2 separate regions of the Homo sapiens genome follow, and region 2 is linked to region 1. Evidence: chromatin contacts called from ENCODE Hi-C data. All regions are on one chromosome and are shown on one strand. Each heading gives the region's core, a stretch centred on a gene start or an enhancer-like site at or near the end of the contact. The rest is flanking DNA. Distances are from core to core; before and after follow the strand shown. Region 1 overlaps SLC24A3 (solute carrier family 24 member 3). Region 2 overlaps SLC24A3 (solute carrier family 24 member 3).

Region 1 (5,525 bases), core at 679-3,178:
ATGGTTCTATTGGTCTATAGATGGGAGGATAATAACAGAATTTCATGAAAAGCACAAAAGTTTCCCTCTGCTTCCCCTCTTAAAAACTGCCCTTTTTCTTTCCTCCTGATGTTGTTATTCCACGACTGCCAATTTTAAGGATAGAAAATTAGTCTCATTCATGTTCATTGCTTGACTGCTAATGATTGACTGATAGGCTGAGTCTTGGATGGGGCTCAGTGTGGTAGAGCATCTCCATCTATTAGCAATGTCTACCATGGTTAGGGGAATAGGAACAGGGACATGTGCGCTCCTTATTTCCCTATACTGAAGCTTTGCTAACCAAGTCCTAAAATGAAAGAATAACTGGCACTCCTTGGTCCTGGTAATAGTGATTCCTGATATCATTTTGTTTGATCTGCACCTATTTTAGAATATAATCCATTTAAAAGGGGGAGAGTTATTACTAATCCATCTGCTTGAAGGTATTTGGTATCTTCAGGGAATTTATTGAGACGTCTTTAATCTTTAGCTTGATTTCTAGTTTATGATAATGAAATAAATATCTAAGAATATGCGTAGCTGTTGTAGGAAGACATAAATAAGCAGACAAAAAATATTGATTAGCTCAGTTGGAAAAAATAAGAGCTGTGCTTACTTCTCAGTTTTGGTCCTGGCCACCTCTGGCCCCCTCCTTAAGGGGAAAATGCAGATGTTGACTGCAGGAAATCATTTTTCCTTTTATGTTACCATACATTCAATATTTTTTGACCATTTACCTATAATTTTAGGTCAAAGCACTAAAGAATCTGCAAATTACTCCTGAAACTCTTTTAAGGGTAGATTAGAACTTGATTATTTTTTGTTAGATCACTAAGTTTGTGCATCCAAAGTTTAGATTCCAAATATCAAGTCTCCATCTCTTGGACAACATTTGCCTCTGAATATGAACAGAAATTAAGAAAAGAGCATAATTAATTCAAACCAAAAATGTAATTCATTTGTTCACTTTTCTCCATTTCCTTGAACTGTCACAGGGCTCTGGTGATGGCACACTATAGCTCTGAATGAAACATACTAAGTGCCTTTTGCTTCAACAATGTGCTTTGGTGTCCAGCTAGGATTTTGGGTTACAGATTAAGAACAGAAACTGATGACATGAGAGGTATCTTAGGAAGGGCACTGTGCTGCCTTGTAGATGGCAGAAGACCTGTCAGAGTTTGGAGCAAGCAAGATCAAAGCAAGAGAATTTAGAATCTACTTGATGTGTATCTAGTATTTTTTTTTTTTTTTTTTCTGAGACAAGGTCTCACTCTGTTGCCAGGGCTGGAGCGCAGTAACACTATCATGGCTCACTGCAGCCTCCAACTCCTGGGCTTAAGCAATCCTCCCACCTTAGCCTCCCAACAGGTGTGCATCAACATGCCCAGCTATTTTTTTTTTTTTTTTTTTTTTTGGTAGAGACAGGGTCTTGCTATGTCACCTAAGCTGGTCTCAAACTCCTGGCCTCAAGCTATCCTCCCACCTTGGCCTCCCAAAGTGCTGAGATTACAAGCATAAGCCACTGCACCCGGTCTTCTATTAATTTTTTTTATTATATATTTGACTTCATGGATGGTGGCTCAGGAGATTCTGGATTCTGTCATCTTCCTCTGAACAGTGTTGAGTTTTGTTCTAATAGGAAGTTGAATTATCAGAGGATTGTAATTACAAGCCACAAAGCCAGAGGTGGTTTTAGGTTTTCAGCTTTGATTGAATTACTGGAGGGTCATCATTTGTGGTAATTTTAGGCCTGTTTTAAGTGTGCCCTTAGTCCTGAGATGTGGTCCCTATAGGCTTTCAGTGGAGCATCTGAACTGTTTATCAAGCCCCTTTAACTTTAGAGGCTTGCACTTCTCAGTTTGTCTCCCCAGTGCCAGGCAGCAGCTGACATATCCGCTTTCAGCCTTTCAGCTGTTGTTTTCCCTGGGCCGCGTGGAGTCATCCCCAAGCATGTGAGGTTCAGCAGTCAGTCACGGACCTGAGGGAAATTTATATGTCTATTATAGGGCTCTCCCTCTTTGACTCCTTTCTTTCTGAGATTTCCCCCAATTTTCAGCTGCTCTGGGACCCAAGCTCCAATCTCTGATGCCTCAACCGAGTAAGACTGCTGCTTTCTGCCTGAGCTCTATCCCCCATATGCTACACACCTTGGGGAGGTTTCAGAGGAGAAAAGCTAACTGCTATGGCTCTCTGCCAGTCTAGTTTTCTTTTGAGGTTCATATCCCCTCCAGTCTCTGCTTGTTTTCTTCACTTTCCTCTGGAATATATTCTACTTCATAAGCGACTGCAAACCAAATTCACATTAAAGATTCCCCAAACTTGCCCTTAGCCACATTAAGTCCTCCATGGAACTTATGCTGCCTGGAGTCACGGTGTGGCCTGGTGGTAAATAACAGCCTAGGGAAAGTAAAGGTTGTTGGGATGGGCTGACAAGCTAGGATGGAAAGCCTGGGAGGTGAGCTAATTGCATGTCAACTTACGTGGATAAACCAAAAATCAGACAGAAAGAGCAATCAGAACAGTGGGAGATTACAGGAAGAGACACTGCAGCCTTCCAAAGCTCTCAACTATAAATATTTCAAGGTCAAGTCATCCCAAACAAGCATCTGTGGCAGTTCTAATGTCTCTGACAGGTGATGCCCCAAGGCTCAGAGGCAAGAACATGTGTTCAGAGGCAAAATGATATTGGAAACCAGTTACAGCCAAGAAGGTAAAATTGTGTTCTACTTTCCTTTAGAATCTGTGGGATCTCTTAGATGTTTCCTGCAAGTGTCAGATTTTGATGTCCCATGTGAAGTCGCCAAATTGAAATTCATGGTAACAGCAAGGTAGGTGTTTAATAAATGCTTTTCGAGTCTAGAGAAACTTGTGAAGCTTTATGAAGAGGAAAGAAAAGTGGGCAGAAAAATAAAACTTTTGACCAAGTCCGGCCATTACATAAAGTACCTCAGTATTAACATTTACTTTTTTTATGGAAGAAAGTGAAAATTTGGCTTAGTTGTTGAGTTAGTTAAGATGAAAATGATAAATACCATAATTTATGTTCCAAGTAAGGAGGGAAAGTGGACAGGAAGTAGGAGGAAAAAGTTTCACTTCATTCTTATGTTAGAATGCCATCATATCACCCATTATAAGTCAATTACTTCTTGCTCCTCCTCAGAACCTATGAGTTTGTGTCATTGGCACAAAGATTGTCATCTTTGTCTTTCCATGTACTTATGTATCATTGCAGGGTTGGCTGGAGTTGAAAACAGATTAAAAGAGATCCATAAAGTAATACAATTATTACAAGACAAAATAATGCAAGAGGTAGTGGTAGCAACATCCACTCTGATGTAATAACCTTGGTCATGATGTCACAGAGGCCTCATGCAAATGTATACATTTACAGTCATGAGCTAGGACAAATTTCAGGCCCACTTGAGTCAAAGGCTGATCAAAGATACTAATACCTCCTCTCCAGCCTTCCCAGACGAGGAGTGGTTTACCATGTACTTGAAGAAGCTGTGTTGCACCTCACTGGGCTGTTTGAGTTCTTGTAACGATGTTTGAGTTCATGCAGTGGGTGGGGTAAAATAACTTAGCAGAATTTTCAAGGATGGAAAGGAATTTAATATCATTGCTTCCTTTGATGTTTTCTCATATATTATATAACTTTGAATTTCAGGGCATTTCATATAGATTTATGGAGGAAAATTTATTAAAATAAATTCTTTTAGAAAATGACCCTTTCAATGTTTGAGACAATTTTTTATCCAAATAATATTGTATTCAATGAGAGACTCCAATATTTAACTTTTCTTGCCTAGCTCACATAAATATGATCAGACTGTCAATCCTAACTCATAAAAATCTCTGATCTCCTAGGTAACACTAAGATGAGGAGAGAAGCAAAAGAGCTGCTTTTGAATCTGAAGATAGAAGCAGCAAATCCCATGGGGATCCTGAACAAGGAAAGGAGACCCTGCCTAATAGCTTCCGAGGTGGCGGCCGAGTATCCACAGTTGGGGGACTGGAGAGAGTGGCATTTCCTTCCACTGAGTCTACGACACAGAAGCAAATCGAGTGGCTTTTTCTCAACAATTTCAGGTAAATGGTTCTTTCCAAGGATACAGGTTCCTTGAGAAAGATTCAAAGACCAAAGTGACTCTGATCCCACTTGCATCATGTAATGAGCTTTTCAGGGACACAGGTGTGCACCACACATTTCCTCATCAATATAACTCAAGGGTTCAGGGCAGAGTCGCTACATCCACCATGTCGTTCTTCAGCTGGCGGAGGATAACAGGGAGTATTCAGCACAGTCTTGATGTCAGGAGTTTACAGCCCAGCTGGGAAGCTAACTTCCAGCACACACACACACACAAATGCACAAACTGGAGGATGATTGAAGAAATCAGGCTACATCCCTAAACATGTATGTATGTATAATCCATGTGTGTACATGTATGTATGTATGTAGCATCCATGTGTGTACATGTATGTAAATATAGGTATGCATGTATGTGTGTGTGCATATGTACAAACATATGCATACGCAAGTATCTAGGTGTATGTGTGTAATGGACTGAATACCCTACTCCCCAAATTCATATGTTGAAATCCTAATCCCCAGTGCGATGGGGTCTTTGGGAGGTAATTAGGTCATGAGGGTGGAGCCCTCACAAATAAGATTAGTATCCTTATAAAAGTCATGAAAAATTAGCTTGGCATAGTGGTATGCAACTGTATTCTCAGCTACTCAGCAGGCTAAGGTGGGAGGATAGAACCACTGCACTCCAGCCTGGGTGATGGAGAGAGACCTTGTCTCTAGAAGAGTCATGAGAGAGTTTGTTTCCCCTCTCTGCTCTCTGTCACGTGAGAATACAAGGAGAAGTCAGAGGTCCGTCACCCAGAAGAAGGCTCTTGCCAGAACTTAACCATGCTGGCACCCAGTTCTCAGACTTCTAGCTTCCAGAACTGTGTGAAATAAATTCCTGTGTTTATAAACCCACCCAGTATGGTATTTTCTTAAAGCTGCCAGAACTAAGATAGTACATATGTATATGTATCTGCATAATAACCATCCCAAACATAGTGGCTTAAGACAACTGTAACATTTTATTGTTATGTCTCACATTTTTAGGCGTTGACCGGCCTCAGGTAGGTGGTCTTTACTTGGCTGCTCACACAATTGCAATCATATGGTGGCTGGACCTGGAAATGTGAAGGCTCCAACACTCACTGCCTGTCTGGCCTCTGGGCTAGGGGAACTGAAACACCTGGGAGCTGGAACAGCTGGGGCTCCCTGGCCTCTCCAAGTCTGTGGTCTTGCCATGTGGTCTTCTCAGCTTGGAGACTTCTCAAATAGTGGCTCAGAGCTGCACGTGCACACGCCAAGAGAGTGCCAGGAGGAAATCATACAGCCTTTTATGATCTGGCATAGGAAGTCACGCAAAACATTTCCGCTGCTTCTGCTGGTCATGGCAGTTACAAAGATTTAACCAGTCTTAAAGGGAGGTGAA
Region 2 (5,648 bases), core at 415-2,914, 38 kb before region 1:
TCTATACAATTTCAATACCTAGTAAACATATGCATGCACAAGCTCCCAACTTCACATTCTCTAGGTGAAGATTGGACTGCATAAATTGAACTGCAATTTTCACCTTGACCTCAACATTTCACATCAACTTAAGTGTGTTTCCTCCTCTGGGCATTGCCTCTGAACACTGCTCCACCTGCTATCTCTCCCCTTTCAATGCCACCTTCCAGCCTGGCTGCAGGTCCCCCCTTCATTTGATTTGATAATACTCTGTGGAGTGAGATATCTTGGATTCTCATTTGGTATTGCGTTGGTTTGGAAAACCTGGAAGGGCAGGAGCTGAGGCTTTTTCCTCTCCCTGTTCCTTGCTCCCCTTACTCACAGGCTGGCTGGTAGTGCACACAGTAGGAGCACCACAGTGTGTGCTGACTAATTAATTACAGGTAAGGATGTGCAAACCTCGAGAATGTGTGAGAGGAGAGATGGACCCATAGCCGCACACACCGCCCAACCCCGAAAGGGTGGCCAACTAAAATGCCAACTGGGAAGCACATTTCCCTGACTTTTTTCAAAATAGTGCAAAAGTTTTTACAATCTCAGGTGGGATTTTTATAGTTTAATAGGAGCATTCCGGAAATGGCAACTAAGTTCTCTAGCAATGGCTTTGATAGGAGTGAGACTATGAATCCTGAGACCCTTCCCAATCCTGAGATGCTAGGGATTTGGGATTCCAAGTGGATGGGGGCGGAGGGCGCGGGGGTGCCCCACATCCTTAGACTACACCAATCCCCTTCCTTCAGCACCTGTTCTAACTGAGGGACAGCACTTAATGGTGCGTGTAAATAGACACACACGTGCTAATACAGAGGGCTTGCAGGAGGCAACAAAAGGGAGGCTGCTCCTGGACATGGGCTTTCCTAAAAGTGGGAAAAAAGAGAAGAGAAGGAAGCCAGGCTTCCGGGACAGGCAGATAACAGTGAATGGGGATGGAGGAGTGTTAGGATAGCTCCAACATCTTCCAGAGACGTCTCCCCGCTGCAGCCGCTGCCATTATCCTTGTTATTACCATTACTATTAAGACTTCCATACAAGCCATTCTTTTCTGCCTGAAAGGTTTCCACATGGGTTTTATCCTGAAAGGTACATCTTGCTGTAAGGTTTAAGCTAAATATGTCCACTACAAATGTAGACTAAAGTAAAAAGCTGCTTTTAAATCAGAAGAACACATGAGCTGTGTGTATGGGGTTTTCTTAAAGCAGTTGCCTTTCAAGTCGTCATCTGACATTCCCACCAAGGATTGTTGTGCGGGGTTATCCACAAAAAGTAGGGTTGGGACACGGGGAGGATTATTAGTATCAAAATTGCACCAACATTTAGACATTTCAAATACATCTAAAGTGACATTGTTATCAAAACAGATTTTCTTTTCACTGACATTTGCAATAGATCTTTGGTGATGTAATGAGTGGGCTAAGGCTGCCCTATATAAAGGGACGGAAGATGGGAAATGTTTTGGTTTTTTCCTCTCGACTTCCCTTTCCATTGCTGGAAATAATTTTGGAAATAAAGCAAATCAAATGCAAACTTACCCATGAATGCAGCACTGACTAAAACATAGAAGCAGAATGCCAGGAAATGGGCCTCCCCTGGGCTTCATGCAGTACTAACCACCCACGTGTGGCGTGTGTGATGTTTACTCCTCACCGTGGCGCTGGCTCTGTCCCTCACACACTGTTTGGAACTTATGATGCAGGGGAGTGGGTGTTACTGGCCTCTGCGAGCCTGCTGGTTTCATCTTTGTGTAAAAGAACAGCTTTTGCGTTTCCAAGGCAGACTGAAGAATTAGTTTGCATTTAAAAAATGGGTGTTCAGGCAGAGCCCTTGTGTGGAGGGCTTCAGGGGCTTCTGGCTGTTCCAGCGATGGCAGAGAGAGCAGGTCTCTCTCGAGGAGCACCACTCCCTGCGTTCCTTGTTCTCCCCTTCCTGATGAAAGGGCTGAATGCTTCAGAACACAAGTTCTGGAGTCAAGGAGATGCTGGTCCCAGTTGCAGCTCTGCACTGAACGTGTTTTACTGCATGGCTTGGGATGGGTCATGCTGGGACTCAGAACATCATATCCCGAAGTGTGGCACCTTGGTATGCTGAGTACTTTGAACCGAAGGACACTGGAAGGGGCTCAGAAGCAAGTTCTCTCTGACTTTCTGCCCTCCTGTCTCCCATCCCTCTTCTCCCGCCAAGTGAACCACAGAAACCAGAATTCCTATTGCCCAAAACAGGTCTCTCCCAAAAGCAAGCCATACAATTCCGAAAGGTCACTTTCTCCCTCTCCATCTCCCTTGAAGACTCTCATTCCAGAAGAGTTCTGCCTCCTATTTAGGTGGAAAAAATCCAAGTCAGAGAGGCTAAGAAGAAGCTGAACACACAGGCATGCTAGGTTTCCCCCTTAATCTCTTGCCATTAGATTACACCCTTTTTGTCCAATCACATTTTTATATGGCTGCCCATTTTTCATCAAACGTAAGTGTCAAAACAGATAATTTTCCCTGGGTCTTTGGGTCTTCATTTCTGAAGGTCCCTGTGTCACATGAAACTTGATTAAATACATTTGTTATGCTTTTCTCTTGTTAACCTGACATTTGTTATAGGAGTGTCAGTTGAGACCCTTATGATGGGGAGGAAAGGTGTCTCCCCCTTCTTCCTCTAAAATCATCTGTCCACTCTGAATCTTAGTTTTTTAAATCTGTAAAATGGAGCAGAAAATAACGGCAAAAATAAATATAGTGCTTACTGTGTCTCAGTGTTATGAGGGCAGATGTTTATTAGTCAGCAGAATTGCAGGCAGGCTGGCTCCAGAGACTAAGCTCACGACCCCACACAAGGCCACGAGGCTCAAAGCTGTGTCTCTGCCAACTTGGAAGGTGTGAAGGAACCCTGCCCCCAGCTGAAATCCAGCATAGGATTTCACCTTCAGCTGCTGCCCAGAGGTGGGGAGGGCAGGAGGAAGACTGTGCTCCAGTGTGGCCAGAGCTGCCATGTCACCAGCAACACAAGGATTCTGATGTTATGTTTCCTTCTAATTGGAATGGACGTATTAGAAGTGAATACCTTGAATGAATTTTTACACAGTGAATATAACTATGTAATCTGTAATCAGCCCAAGAAACAACAGAATGTAACTATCACCCCAGAAGCTCTTGCACATCCCCACAGTCTCTAACCATCATCCTGACTTCTATCACCACTGACTAGTTTTGCCTGCTTTTGTACCTTAATATAAGTGGGATCATACAGCCCATACTTTTTTTGTGTCTGGTTCAATATTGTGTTCATGGATTCAACCGTGTTGTTGTATGCAGTTGTGGATCATGGTAGATTATCACCATTGTTGCATAGCATTCTGTTGTTTGAACACAGCACAGTTTATCCTTTCTGTTATTGAGAGACAGCTTGGTAGTTTCCAGTGCTTGGCATGAACAGTGCTGCCGTGGATATTCTAGTACCTTCATTGCATGTATATATGAATTTCTGTTGATTCGGGGAGTAGTGGTGTTGGATCAGGGAGCATGCATATGTTCAGCTCTACTACTTAGTGCCAAGCAGTTTTACAGAGTGAGTGCATCAATTTATGTTCCTCCAGAAGCAGATGAGAATTCCAGTTGCTTTATTTAGATACTTGTCAACACTTGGTTTTGCTCGTCTTTCTTTAGCCATGTTGGTGGGTGTATAGTGGTACTACATTGTGATTTTAATTTGAATTTCCCTAATGAATAAGGAAGTCAAACAACTTTTCATGTTTATTGGCCATTTGAACATTCTCATCTATGAAGTTCAAGTCTTTTTGCTTTTTTCATTAAAAAGCAAAGTTGTCTGTTATTTTCTTATTGATTTTTAACAGTTTTTAAAAATATATACTCTGGATACACATCCTTTATTGGATGTCTCTATCTCTATCTATAGTTAAGTCTCTTGCTGACCAGCTTCCATCCTGGTCTGTGATGAAACAATAATCTACCCACTGACGATCAAATCACACTATTTCCAAGAGAATTTTGATGTTTCTACACAAGCCAGTGGATCCTGAGAAACATGTCTAGCAGGACATAGACAAGGCTGAACCTCAACCCTAAAATGGCCAACATCTTGCTTTTGAGTGACCGTTGCCACCTTCTTACCAATGGAAACCACACCGTGGCTTAACATGTACTGTATCTTGGACAGATACTATGGAGATATCCAATTACCAAACTACCCCCATTTTTTTTTAAATTTTATTATTATTATACTTTAAGTTTTAGGGTACATGTGCACAATGCGCAGGTTTGTTACATATGTATACATGTGCCATGTTGGTGTGCTGCACCCATTAACTCGTCATTTAGCATTAGGTATATCTCCTAATGCTATCCCTCCCCCTCCCCCCACCCCACAACGGTCCCCGGTGTGTGATGTTCCCCTTCCTGTGTCCATGTGTTCTCATTGTTCAATTCCCACCTATGAGTGAGAACATGCAGTGTTTGGTTTTTTGTCCTTGCAATAGTTTGCTCAGAATGATGGTTTCCAGCTTCATCCATGTCCCTACAAAGGACATGAACTCATCATTTTTTTATGGCTGCATAGTATTCCATGGTGTATATGTGCCACATTTTCTTAATCCAGTCAATCATTGTTGGACATTTGGGTTGGTTCCAAGTCTTTGCTATTGTGAATAGTGCTGCAATAAACATACGTGTGCATGTGTCTTTATAGCAGCATGATTTATAATCCTTTGGGTATATGCCCAGTAATGGGATGGCTGGGTCAAATGGTATTTCTAGTTCTAGATCCCTGAGGAATCGCCACACTGACTTCCACAATGGTTGAACTAGTTTCCAGTCCCACCAACAGTGTAAAAGTGTTCCTGTTTCTCCACATCCTCTCCAGCACCTGTTGTTTCCTGACTTTTGAATGATCGCCATTCTAATTGGAGTGAGATGGTATCTCGCTGTGGTTTTGATTTGCATTTCTCTGATGGCCGGTGATGATGAGCATTTTTTCATGTGTTTTTTGGCTGCATAAATATCTTCTTTTGAGAAGTGTCTGTTCATATCCTTCGCCCACTTTTTGATGGGGTTGTTTGTTTTTTTCTTGTAAATTTGTTTGAGTTCATTGTAGATTCTGGATATTAGCCCTTTGTCAGGTGAGTAGGTTGCAAAAATTTTCTCCCATTCTGTAGGTTGCCTGTTCACTCTGATGGCAGTTTCTTTTGCTGTGCAGAAGCTCTTTAGTTTAATTAGATCCCATTTGTCAATTTTGGCTTTTGTTGCCATTGCTTTTGGTGTTTTATACATGAAGTCATTGCCCATGCCTGTGTCCTGAATGGTATTGCCTAGGTTTTCTTCTAGGGTTTTTATGGTTTTAGGTGTAACATGTAAGTCTTTAATCCATCTTGAATTAATTTTTGTATAAGGTGTAAGGAAGGGATCCAGTTTCAGCTTTCTACATATGGCTAGCCAGTTTTCCCAGCACCATTTATTAAATAGGGAATCCTTTCCCCATTGCCTGTTTTTGTCAGGTTTGTCAAAGATCAGATAGTTGTAGATATGCGGCATTATTTCTGAGGGCTCTGTTCTGTTCCATTGGTCTATATCTCTGTTTTGGTACCAGTCCCATGCTGTTTTGGTTACTGCAGC

What was found. A loop is a pair of places that touch in the nucleus more often than their neighbours do.
Region 2: a loop to region 1 is called in a map of psoas muscle, with 4 times the contacts of the local background. The contact joins two enhancer-like sites. A Hi-C loop is called at or near these places in 1 of 168 maps with a recorded cell type or tissue (psoas muscle).

The regions. Positions count from the first base shown.
Region 1 is chr20:19,498,779-19,504,303 of GRCh38, reverse strand. The region is part of intron 2 of SLC24A3 (solute carrier family 24 member 3); the gene reads right to left. Among named protein-coding and RNA genes, the nearest start is that of SLC24A3-AS1, 220 kb to the right of the region's middle. Within about 2 kb of position 1,928, at least 2 of the 41 ENCODE cell types and tissues checked have a DNase peak (open chromatin) inside an H3K27ac peak, as active enhancers do; they include psoas muscle, where a contact is called at or near this core.
Region 2 is chr20:19,536,635-19,542,282 of GRCh38, reverse strand. The region is part of intron 3 of SLC24A3 (solute carrier family 24 member 3); the gene reads right to left. Among named protein-coding and RNA genes, the nearest start is that of RIN2, 220 kb to the left of the region's middle. Within about 2 kb of position 1,664, at least 3 of the 41 ENCODE cell types and tissues checked have a DNase peak (open chromatin) inside an H3K27ac peak, as active enhancers do; they include psoas muscle, where a contact is called at or near this core.